2 separate regions of the Homo sapiens genome follow, and region 1 is linked to region 2. The links are chromatin contacts, found by Hi-C or POLR2A ChIA-PET in ENCODE. All regions are on one chromosome and are shown on one strand. The core of a region is the stretch at or near the end of the contact, and the rest is flanking DNA. Distances in the headings are between cores, read along the strand shown. Region 1 holds the start of GRK3 (G protein-coupled receptor kinase 3). Region 2 has its middle 53 kb from the start of MIR6817.

What was found. Hi-C counts contacts between places; a loop is a spot of excess contacts on that map. ChIA-PET counts read pairs that join two places held with the same protein, here RNA polymerase II (POLR2A). Pooled maps may share reads with other maps.
Region 1: POLR2A ChIA-PET joins it to region 2 with 18 read pairs in MCF 10A. The contact joins the promoter of GRK3 here to the enhancer-like site in region 2. A Hi-C loop is called at or near these places in 6 of 37 single-sample maps with no recorded cell type and 4 of 50 pooled maps. POLR2A ChIA-PET finds 5 or more read pairs at or near these places in 4 of 52 experiments (GM12878, MCF 10A, OCI-LY7 and 1 more).

What each region holds. Positions count from the first base shown.
Region 1 is chr22:25,562,465-25,568,661 of GRCh38, forward strand. It overlaps GRK3 (G protein-coupled receptor kinase 3), which reads left to right and starts at 2,211. Exons shown (of 21, transcript NM_005160.4): 1 at 2,211-2,689. The coding sequence starts at 2,577. GRK3-AS1 (GRK3 antisense RNA 1) reads right to left here and starts at 2,952. Exons shown (of 4, transcript NR_183564.1): 1 at 2,616-2,952; 2 at 1,626-1,895; 3 at 839-1,017. RefSeq lists silencers at 2,137-2,236, 2,547-2,796 and enhancers at 2,908-3,423, 4,706-4,885.
Region 2 is chr22:25,506,120-25,512,030 of GRCh38, forward strand. No RefSeq gene overlaps it. Among named protein-coding and RNA genes, the nearest start is that of MIR6817, 53 kb to the left of the region's middle. Within about 2 kb of position 3,437, at least 3 of the 41 ENCODE cell types and tissues checked have a DNase peak (open chromatin) inside an H3K27ac peak, as active enhancers do.

The DNA.
Region 1 (6,197 bases), core at 961-3,460, 55 kb after region 2:
ATGGTCTCCATCTCCTGACCTTGTGATCCACCCACCTCAGCCTCCCAAAGTACTGGGATTACAGGTGTGAGCCACTGTGCCTGCCCAGTGCTGCGATCTCGACTCACTGCAGCTTTCGCTTCCTGGGTTCAAGCGATTCTTCTGCCTCAGCCTCCTGAGTAGCTGGGATTACAGGCGTGCACCACCATACCTGGCTAATTTTTGTATTTTTAATAGAGACATTATTTTTAATGTATTTTTCCTGTTGGCCAGGCTGGTCTTGAACTCCTGGCCTCAAGCGATACACCTGCCTCAGCCTCCCAAAGTGCTGGGATTACAGGTGTGAGCCCCACGCCCGACAAGGTGCATTTTTATGTGCTTTTTCTCCTCTGTCTTCTCAACAACCCTGGGGTAAAAGGCCTCATTTCCACTTTTCCTATGAGAACAATAAAGTAGAAAGAGGTAAAAGACTGCCTCTAAGATCACCCAGCACAGAGCAGGGATTTGATTTCAGGTGTGTCTTGTTCCAAACTTAATATACTGTGCTGCTGGGGGAAAACAAAGAGCAAAAGGTTCTTAACTGAAGTCAAAGACGACCAAGAAAATGTAGGCAGATGTCAGGTCTGATCATGTGGATGCTCAAATGATAAACAGACACATTGAGAGAAATTGTATTAATTAAATCATAAAAATATGTTCCGCTTTTTGGGGAATTTACTCCTCCTCCTGGGGTGACCCTTGACAAGACATTCTGTCTTCCTGTTTTTAAGCAAAAAAAAAAAAAAAAAGTGGGTAGAAGATGAAAGTTTGATATTTCGCTCATGCATAGCTTTGTCTCCTTAATATATTTTGTGCTTGCCTGTCATTTCAGCTTTCTGCTGGCAGACGAAGCTCCTTCAACTGCCATTCCTACTTCTGACACTCCTCTTGTCCTTTTCAGGACAACTTTATGCCTATTGTGCCTTGGGTCTTGAGAAGCATGTGGTAAAACTGGCCAGTGGTGATGGCAGGCATAGCAGGGAATCAGATTGAGGGGGGCTGTGGCGTGGGAGAGAAAACAAAAGAGGGAAACAGGCTATTTGATGACAGAATCAGGCTGCTTCTGCAATGACATTACATGAAATATCTGAAATTTGACCTTAACTGTATCTGGTGGGTCCCGTTAACCCTGTAAGTTATGGACAGAACGTTCACTCAAATTCTAGCAACGTCTAGGCTCATGGAAATACGTGACCAATTCAGGTGAATGAAAGGGATTTTAAAACATTAATTTCCAGCTTAGGTCTTCCTAAGACTGCCTGCGTGTCCCTTACCACCACTCCAGCCTGAGTGTCACATGGATCCTGAATGCGGACTTGTGTGCACACTGTAGAAAAATAAGCAACTGAAAACCCCAGGCATCGGGGTGGAGTGATGATGAAAGACACCGAGACCGAAGATCAGGAAGCTGGAAATTCCCCCCAGCTTCGGTGTTTGGGCTGTATCTCGCTTTTCCACTTCCCTAAATCACCCTCGTGGTGCGAGTGTGCTCGCAGCAGATGCTCCCTAATTGTCTCTTGTATTGACCGTAAAACCCTAACGACAGGAATACTCTCTCTCCTTCTATTTCTCAACACCATTTCAACACCCAAACTAAAACCTCTCACCTGAGTGTAAGGGAGTGGTGACCTTCTTAAGCGGAGAGCTCTTCCATCAGAGGGCTCCCTAAGGGCATCTCTGTTCCTAGCCGGGGAGCCGTCACCCCACTTTGTTCTGCTTAGCCTAAGACACGCAACTTTTTCCAGCTTTTACTCTTCGCTGAATTCTCACGGTGGGGTTGGGGGGATGTTCAGGCTCAGGAGCGAGGTTGGGGGCCCGGCCCGCTGGGCGCTGTTCACCGGTAGCCCGGACCAGAGCAGGAGTTTCATCATTACCTGCTGGGATAGGTGGGACACATGTATTTCCGGGGCCACCCCAGACCTCCCGGAGGATGCTGATTGACACTGTCCAGTTTGAGAACTACTGTGTCCAGGGAGCAGAGGCCTCCCCATAACCCCTTGGGTTGTGGACGTCTGGCCCAGGGCTTCTCTGGGTGAGCGGGGCGGGCATCAGAGCGCGTGGAACCTGGGGCGGGAGGTCGGGGCAGTGAAGGAGGAGGAGAAGGAGGAGGCGGAGACCGAGGGGGAGGGAGGGGAGGAGGAAGAGGAGGAGGAGTCCCTCGTGGCCACCCCGAGGGGAGGGCGACCGTAGAGACTTGGTCGGGAGGCGCCGGCCCAGCGAGGCCGCTGGGACTGTGCACTGAGGGGCGCTGACCGTTGGACGCGCGCTCCCCGCAGACCCTCGCTGAAGGAGCAGGGGGCGGCGCGCGTGCGCGGGGCGCCGGGCGGCGCGCGAGGGGGCGGAGCGGGGAGGCGTGCTGCGACCCCGGCCGGCTACAGCCTGCGGCGCGCGCAGAGCGCTAGTGGGGCGCGCGGCGCGCGCGCGGGGCGGGGGCGCGCGGAGGGGGGGGCTGCCCCGGGGCGGCCCCCCCAGGTCGGGGCGCGGCGGGCGGCGGCGGCGGGCGCGCGTCCCGTCCAGGTCCGGAGTAACCGCCGCCGCCGCCGCCAAAGCTCGCCAACATGGCGGACCTGGAGGCTGTGCTGGCCGATGTCAGTTACCTGATGGCCATGGAGAAGAGCAAGGCGACCCCGGCCGCCCGCGCCAGCAAGAGGATCGTCCTGCCGGAGCCCAGGTACCAGCTGCCCCGGCCGGCGCCGGCCCCAAGCCGCCGCCCCCTGCGGCCGCCAGCTACCCCCTGCTTCCTGGAGGGTCGGGCGCTGAGCCTCCGCTGCCCCGGGGCGGGTGACACAGCGGAGCGGGCGATGCGGGGCCGGCCTCGTCGTTCCAGTCTCTGAAATGGGGCATCGGAGGGCCGGTGGGGGGCACCCCGGGAGAGAGCGCTCCAAAGTGCCCGGCGCGGCGCCCTGCGCGCAGCGAGCGCCCCAGCCAGGGTCTGGTTATGACTTGGCTGGACCAGCTCCATCCCTGTCGCCCCCTCCCCCCAGCCCTGTCCTGTCCTGCCCTGTCCCATCCCCGTGGTTCTTCCTGTTGCATTGGTGTAGTCCCCGTTGGCTCCTTGCCTGTCACTGCTTTGCGCTCCATCCTGGTCGCTCCTTCTTCCCGGGCTCATTGGTCCCCCTTTCCAACTCCATCCTCTCACCTCCCTCTGGGCCGCTTACCTGGGGACTGCAGGCTTGTTGCTTATTGTCCGAGGTAGTTAAACTGCTGTTTTCAGTACTTGCTCTTCTTGAAGTCTATTAAGTCTAGTCACCTTCTTCGGCTTCTCTTCTATTTTGTCCCCGGGCAGGATTTTGACCCACTCAGTATTCTTTTTGGTGCCAAGTGTGTCACCTGAGCTGCTTTCCTCAACTTGTAGATCTACTGGTGGCACTTTATTAAAAAATTGAAACAGGAGTCACTTAAAAAGACACTTGAATGGGTGATTCCAGACAGGAATTTGTTGTTAAATTATCAAAGGAGGGCCCGATTGAATTGGCGAGGGGCTCGGTGAGGTGCATACCAAGTTGCAATTTTCTCTCAAATGATTTATTATTAAGGTACTAGTAAAATTTTTTCTAGTTCATATCATTAGCACTTCCCCAGAAAAAATAGTTTGTCTGGTTAATAGTGAGTTTTAAATAACGTATCAAGGCTTCAGTGATGGATTTTTTTTTCTCTAGCTCCTTTCCTAATTAACACCATCATGAGTTGTACAGCTAATGTGATTCCTTGATGCTAAATAGCTCTTGGAATTGATGCTCAAAAGAGGCATCTTGTTTATGGTGAATTTGAAACCATGCAATTCTGTAAAATATTGGAATCTAAACCAAAGTTATTGTCCATTTGAAATCATCAGTCCTTCAAGCGTTAGGCGCCCAAGATTGCTTAAATGTTACCTAATGCTAAGTGATCATCATCTGATTTTTTTTACAAGTCATCCATGAGCCCTATGATACAGAAAATACCAGTCCCCTTGTTATTTGTTGTGAAAAGCTAAATTGTGCAAATGAAGACATGCTTGCTAGGTATTTTGAGCTTGCTTTTCCTCCTTAGCCCATGCCTCTTGTTGGTTTTGCAGGATGTGCTACTCTTTGATAGACAATGCCAAGTAGTGAAAATGAGGGAAAAGTGCAAACCTTTCTGCAATGTCGTGAGTTTAACACCCCTATTCCAGAGTGTAGCATATCTGAAGCTAATTGAAAAAAATCAATGCTGCTTAAAATTTCCGGCAAATGGGAAACTTACTTAGAGAACAAGAACGCCTACATCAAACCTAAATTTCACCAAAAAAACTGTACATTTCTAATGTGGTAGAAAAAGGCTTAATTCCTCTTTTGTCTTGCCTTTCCTAGTGTCCCTCCACCACCCAAAGGCAGGGAGTCCTAAATATGTAGTATTTCTATATACAAAATTGATAAATCTCAACTCATGGGCAGTTTTTTTTTTGGGGGGGGCTAGTATATAATATTAATAAAGTTAGGAACTTCTGTTCAGTTTTTTTTTTCTTGGTGTTTGGAACTTAATGTGACTTCTGCTTTTTTAGTGTCCCTCTTAAGAACGTACTTATGCACTTAGGGTGTTCACTTCCTTGTATGAATGCCTTTGTTTTTCAGTGGTATTCTTTGGTAATGCTTTCTTTTAAGGCAGAGTAAGTGACAGCCAGCATTATTTCTCATGACATTTGAAAATTGAGAAATACCAACCAGAGAGTAATTTTAGGAAACAGCCCTTCAGTAATTGTTACTCTGTTGCTCTTTTTAAAATAGACTCTCGAATTGGGCCATTGGAACCTCCTCCTGAGATTCTAATTTGTTTTCTACTTATCTTAGTGGCTTTGGCTTTAGTTTTGTAATGTAGCTATTTACATAGTAACAGTCACTCCTTGTGCTGTGTTAGGATTCTGTTACATTGAGATTATCAGGTATAACATCTTGCAAAATTCTCTCTACCACTGGATGGCAGTTAGTGGCCTACCTATTTGATTTGGAGGTTGGGGGTTGGGGAATTTCTAGATCCTGTAAAAAAGTTAATTGCATGTTAAAATGCCCCAGCCTAATGACTTAAATAGCTGGTATGACTTCACACTATTGGTAAAAGGGATACGGGTCAAATGTTTTCTGATAAGTTTCTATTTCAGCTTCATTATAGAGGAAGCCATGTGATCACCAGTTTTTGGTATTCTTGAAAGAGATGTTCAGATTTGTATTTTTGGTATCTGAATGAGAAGCATACATTTTAATTTGCCTTTGGTCTATCACTAGTGATTTTTTTATTTCCAGCAAATTATTTGCAGTCACTATTCTTTGTGCTTCCTTATTTTAGTTACTTTGCCTTTCCCACAGTTTTAAACAGAAGAGCATCAGAACGAAATATCTAGCTAATTTAAATGAAACACTGGGTTTGCAGCTTCCTGCCTATTACAGGAGAGTCTCAGAAAATGGAACATTCTGCCCAGGGGAGATTTTGCTTCCCTGAGATGGCAAGAGGCAAATATTTTGTTATGTTGACACTTTATTCAGTTAACCAACCAATGAGTGCAAATCCTGGAAAAGCTGACTGTTTGTCCAAATGGTATAGCTGCTTTAGTTTACTGAAATGTTGTTGAGCTAATGTAGCTGATAATGGGGCCTACTGGGAGTAGTAAACTGTGACCCACAGCCTCCCTTGCAGGCCCAGTTAAAACAGGAGCATTTAGATGTGCAGGCCAGTTGTTTTACATCATGTTGGAAAAGAAATACTTTTATTTAAGTAAGGTCTAATTCACAAGCAAAGGCCCACAAAGGGTCATCATCTTAAGCCCTGGAGTGATTCAGACGACTTTTACTGTAGGCTGTATTACTCTGTTACTCTTTTTTTTTTAAAAAAAACAGAATGAAATTCAGATGACTTGAAATCACATATAGTTGAAGGCGGTTGAGTAATGTGAACTTCATCTTTCCCCTGGAGTCTTATTTCTATTTACTGGACATTTCAAATGTTGGATCACCTATTGCAAAGCTTGTCCTTTCAAAGTATTCATACAATATGATAGGAAGGTCTGAAACAACATTTTAAAGATTCTTTATAATTTTCTAGGAGCACTGACAGTCCTTAAAGGACATTTATGATACCGTTTATGACATTAATTCAGTACATAGTTGTAGAGCCATTTCTATGAGCCAGGCACGGGGTACTATGACAAACCCAGCCACAGCCCCTTC
Region 2 (5,911 bases), core at 2,187-4,686:
ACAGGACGGGCATTTTTTGGAAAAGTCATATGGAAAAAAAAACATCAAAACTCATGTAGACTCCCAATTATCTTCTCCCCATTCTAAACCACATTGATTTGTCTGAATATTTATTCAGGTATTTGCAACTGTGTATACTGAATGTGTGTTGGATTACAGACACTGTTCTAAGCACCAGGGATGCAGCAGGAGGGCCGGCAGTCAGGACCCCTGAGCTCATGGATCTGGCTTTGTGGCAAGGGGTAATATGGAAAGCAGTTGATGTCAAAATGCATTGTTTACTCTTGAGATGAAGGCAGTGACAAAGGTGTGAAAGAGGATAAGAGAACAGGGGCTGGCTTGGGTAGGAGAGGTGGTGATCAGGGAAGACTTCTCTAAGAAAGAGACTCTGAACTGGGCTCAAAAAGTGAAGGCCAAGGGGTGGGGTGAGGCATCTGGGAAGAGAAAGCCAGATTTTTCTGTGGCTCTGTCCCCTCCTGCCATCATCTCACTGCTGGAAACTGGCAACCAAATGATCTGCCTAACACATCCTGATTTCATTTCATAGCCCATATATGCAAACTTTAGATCACATACTCATCACCTATCATCAAGGTTATATGCTAAATCCTCACCTATGGTGCTGGGATGAGCTCAGCTCATTGGAGTCTCTGAATTGCTGTCTGTAGATATTGCAAAATATTCTTTATTTTTTTTCTGTCTTGGTTTCCTGTATTTCTGGCCACCGTCCCCAAGCCCTGATGTATCCCTACATCCGGCTCTTCATTCTGACTCCCTGATATTATCCATCCATCCATCCATCCATCCATCCATCCATCCATCCACCAATCAATATACATATATACATATATACACACACACACATACATACATCCTCTCATCTACCAATCTATCCTCCATCCATCCATCCATCCCCCATCCTTTTATTCATCCATCCATCCATCCTTCCACCCATCCATATACATATATATAATCTACACATACATACATCCTCTCATCTACCAATCTATCCTCCATCCATCCATCCATCCATCCTCCATCCTTTTATTCATCCATTCATCCATCCATCCACCCCTCCATATATGTATATATACATGCATACATCCTCTCATCTACCAATCTATCATCCATCCATCCATCCACCCATCCATATACATATATATACATACATACATCCTCTCATCTGCCAATCTATCTATCCTCCATCCCTTCACCCATCCATATACATATATATTTACATGGATACATACATACACCATCTCATCATTTATCCATCCATCCATCCATCCATCCATCCCGTCCATTCATCCATCCATCCCTCCTTCCATTAATTCATTCATCTATCAATCTACCCATCCACTCACCCATCCTTTCCTTCATTCCACAGATATTTGTTGAACACTCAACAATGTGCTAAATCCTAAGCCAGAATAAAAACAGAATCTTGCAATGCTCTCCTCCAAGCTGGACGAGATGGTCTCCTCACTGTCCATGTCTCCATACCTCTGTTCACTTCACTCAGTACCTGGGTCATCCTACCTACCCCCTCTGCTTATCTCCTGGCCCCACCCCCTAGAAAGGTCTGACCTGAGGCTGTTGAGCTAAACCCACCCGAACATAGTCTCACTGGCTCGCTGAAGGTGAGCCAGGAGGAGGATGAACAGATGTAGTCCATGCGCATCCCATAAGTGTAGCACAGGGAGGTGAGTGTAACAAGAGCCAAATGCTGCAGGAAGAGAAGAGGGTCCAGATTCGGGCTCCATAATCTTTACTTGAAGGAGTCAGAGGAGTGTTTACAGAGGGGAACGACATGAGGGATGGGGCAGGTAGGGCCAGTTGACACTCCCTAAACAGACAGGATGGGGGCAGTCACTCTAGGCCAAAGGAACTGCATGTGTGAAGGCACGTAAGCATGAAGCACTGTCTTCTGGGTTGGTGCATGTGCCCAGAACCAGAGTTTTAAAGGAACAGCTCAGAGATCATTCGATCCAACCTTCCATTTTATAGATGTGGAAACTAAGATTCAGAGGAGAGTAGTCAATTACCCAAGGAGGCACAGCAAATTTTCTCAGAGATACCCTACTCCCTTACCTCCTGCAGAATCACCCTAAACCTTTAAAGTTGATTAAACCTTTAAAGTCCCCAGGTTAGGCCCAGAGGCGCTGACTGTATCAACTCAAGACAAGCCTCCAGGGTAAAAACTATTGTTATGTTCATTCTGTGTAAGAGAAAACTGAAGCAGAGAGGCTAAGGAATTTACACTAGGCTACACAGGAAGTGAGTGGTAGAGCTGGGATTCAAACACAGCGAGAGCCTCCAGAGCCCATCTTCTTTTTTTTTTTTCTTAGCCAACTACTAAAGACATTTAAAGAGCCCATGTTCTTAACCACTGCGATGTGCTACCCATCTCACCAGTTAATTTAATTTTTTTTTTTTTTTTGAGACAGAGTCTCACTCTGTCGCCCATGCTGGAGTGCAGTGGCGTGACCTGGGCTCACTGCAACTTCCGCCTCCCAGGTTCAAGTAATTCTCTTGCCTCAGCATCCCGAATAGTTGGGATTACAGGCACACACCACCATGCCAGGTTAATTTTTTTGTATTTTTAGTAGAGACGGGGTTTCGCCATTTTGGTGGCCTCAAATCCTGACCTCAGGTGATCCGTCTGGCCTCCCAAAGTGCTGGGATTACAAGCATGAGCCACTGCACCCGGCCAACCTTTTTTTTTTTTTTTTTTAAAGAGACAGGTTCTTGCTCTCTCACCCAGGCTGGAGTATGGTGGTGCCATCATAGCTCATTGCAGCCTCCAAATCCTGGGCTTAAGTGATTCTCCTGCCTCAGCCTCCTGAGTAGCTGTGACCACAAGCATGCACCCCCACACCCAGCTAATTTTTGTAATTCTTTTTGTAGAGATGGGATCTGGCTGTGTTGCCCAGGTTAGTCTTAAACTCTTGGTCTCAAGTGATCCTCTTGCTTCAGCCTCCCAAAGTGCTGGATTACAGGTGTAAGCCACCAGGACCAGCCACTTCATTTAGTTTTCAATGTGTATTGTCCCTATTTTTCCAGATGTTACAGAAGCACAGAGAGGTTAAGTAACTTGCCCAGTGCTGCACAGAAACTAAGTGGTGGAGCTGGGATCCGAACCCAAGCTATCTGACTGTATTGACAAACAAAAGATGCATCAAAACCCAAAAGGGCGAGCGAGGTATTATGGCCATTACTGGGGGTAAGTGAGAACTTAAGCTTTCCTCATTCCTCCCACACTACCCAAGAAATCCTCCCTCTAGTCTCAGCATAGCCCTGGGTTACAGAGTACAATTTCATGTACTCTTTCTCAGTCTCCTCCCTATCACTTCATTAATCACCGTTTGAATTCTGCTCTCCTTGAAAGCAGCTGGTCATCTTGGCAATCAAAAATCCTGCCAGCTGGACACAGTTCAAGTTCAATTGCATCTCCCTGACCAGGTAGAACCCATCCGTGTTGAAATACTTGGCTGTTAACAGCCAAGGGGATGAAGCCAACACAGGAAAATGGATTGCTCACAGATTGGTTTTCTCTGCCTCCAGCTCAGGATAATATATGGGCAGTGACGTAAAACAAATGGAGCCTTGGCTGGGTTACTTCACGTCCTTCTTGGGGGCCTCGCTGCTTCTACCATGGGGCCTTGGAGCTGTTACTTCATAACCTGCAGGCCAAAACCTGTAAACTGTGTATTCGCAAATTCCTAAAATATTGCCCAATGGTCTTGAAAAAATTAATGTCCTGTGACATGTTAGCATAATTTTCATGATTGAGGTGTTGAATATAAATTCTGTATATATTTATTTATACAGAAACCAACCCAGACTGGGGCATAATATTTTTAATTTTTCATGTTTCTGGCAAAACAGTGACTGAGTTGCTTTTATTTATTTCACAGAGTTAGAAATTTCTTTTCACTGGAGAGATAAATGGTAAGTTATAAGGGACAAGAGGAGGACAATCTTATAAAATACTCTCTGTACTTGAATAATCTCTGCTTTCATTTCCTTTCTTTTTGTATCTGGTGATAATTTTAAGAGTCCAAGTGTTTGAGATTGGGTCCTAAGACCATCACCCAGGCCCCCTTTTCAGAACTCCTGTAGTATATTCAGTCTGGACCCCTTAAAGTTTAAGACTTAAATAAACAGTTACATTCTATGAGGCAGGGAGGGACGGTGAAAACTCATTCAGCTCAAGTCCTGGAACGTGAGTTTCCACTGAGAGTGGAGAGGATTTTAAAGTAGTTCTGTGGCTGTAAACACTTTTTGGGGTTCCTAGTCTCTTGAGAATTTGCTAGATGGTATATGTACACCCTCTCCAGAAAAGTGGACATACAATATAAAAATGGATCCACAATATACAGTATATAATTTTATGTATATCAATCAGCTATTGCTGTGATTATGCCACATAACAAATCATCCCTGAACTCAATGGGTGACAACAACAAGCATTTATTTTTCTTGCTCATGCATGTATAAATTTTTCAGGTGTTTCTGTTCCAGATTGTGAACTGGCCATGCCTGGCTCTAGGCTTTGGGACAGTTCAACTCTGTTCCACATGTCTGATTCTGGATCCCATGCTGAAGAGGCAGCTGCTGTATAAGGCATGTTCTTTTTGTGATGATGGCAGAAGTTTGAGAGACAAGTCACACTATGCAAACATGGCTCAAGATTCTATCATACAACATCTGCTCACATTCAACTGGCCAAAGTCAGTCAAGGTCAGTGGGGCAGAAAAGAATATACTGCCCGAAAAGGAAGGAAAAAGTGAGTGAACATGTGTTGAACAATACTCCAATTTATTATCGGTAGGTCAAGGAATCTTTGCAGCCTGAGTCTCGTATGGTGATTCTCAAACCTCAGCAAACATAGATATCATCTGGGGAATCTGGTTCAAAATGCAGACCTGAGACTATTCTCCTGCAGAATATCTGAGTCAGTGGATTTGGGTGGGGCCCAGGAATCTGCACTTTAAACAGCCACTCCCTGGGGTTATTCTGATACTGATGGTCCAGGGTCCACACTTTGAGAATCACTGGTTTAATGGTTCTGAGCATGTGCTGAGGGCTCAGAGATGCAAGTTCAAATCCCAGCTCCACCCTAGCTTTGACCTTGGTAAGTAGCTTTGCTTTTCAGAGCCTCAGTTTTCTCCTCTAAAAAACTGAGTTGGCCGGGCGCTGTGGCTCATGCCTGTAATCCCAGCACTTTGGGAGGCTGAGGTGGGCGGATCATCTGAGGTTGTGAGTTTGAGACCAGCCTGACCAACATGGAGAAACCCTGTCTCTACTAAAAATACAAAATTAGCCGGGCATGGTGATGCATGCCTGTAGTCCCAGCTACTAGGGAGGCTGAGGCAGGAGAATCACTTCAACCTGGGAGGCGGAGGTTGCGGTGAGCTGAGATCACGCCATTGCACTCCAGCCTGGGCAACAAGAGCGAAACTCTGTCTCAAAAAAATAAATAAATAAATAAAGTAAAAATAAAAAAGTGAGTTAACAGTAATACCTCTTTTAGGATTTGTATTAGTCAGGGTTCTCCAGAGGGACATAAAGACACACCCAGGAAGAATACTTTGCATCCTTCAATCCAATCAAATTTTGACACTCAATATTAACCATCACAGGGTTGTAGAGAGGATTCAGAAATGGTGCTGGTAAAGCAAACAGCAATAGTGCTTGGGACACATGAAACCAATAAAGGGTCATCTGCCTGAAGCTGCTACCTCAGCATCATGCAATAGCATCATCCTCATCTCCTATTGTCATCATTACCATTGCCGTTGTCTTCATATGACATCATCACTATTAGCACCGTTGTTTTGTTTCTTCTAGCTCCAGTAGTCTATGATTCCACACCACCTCACATTGTTCTTTGACCATAAATCTGATT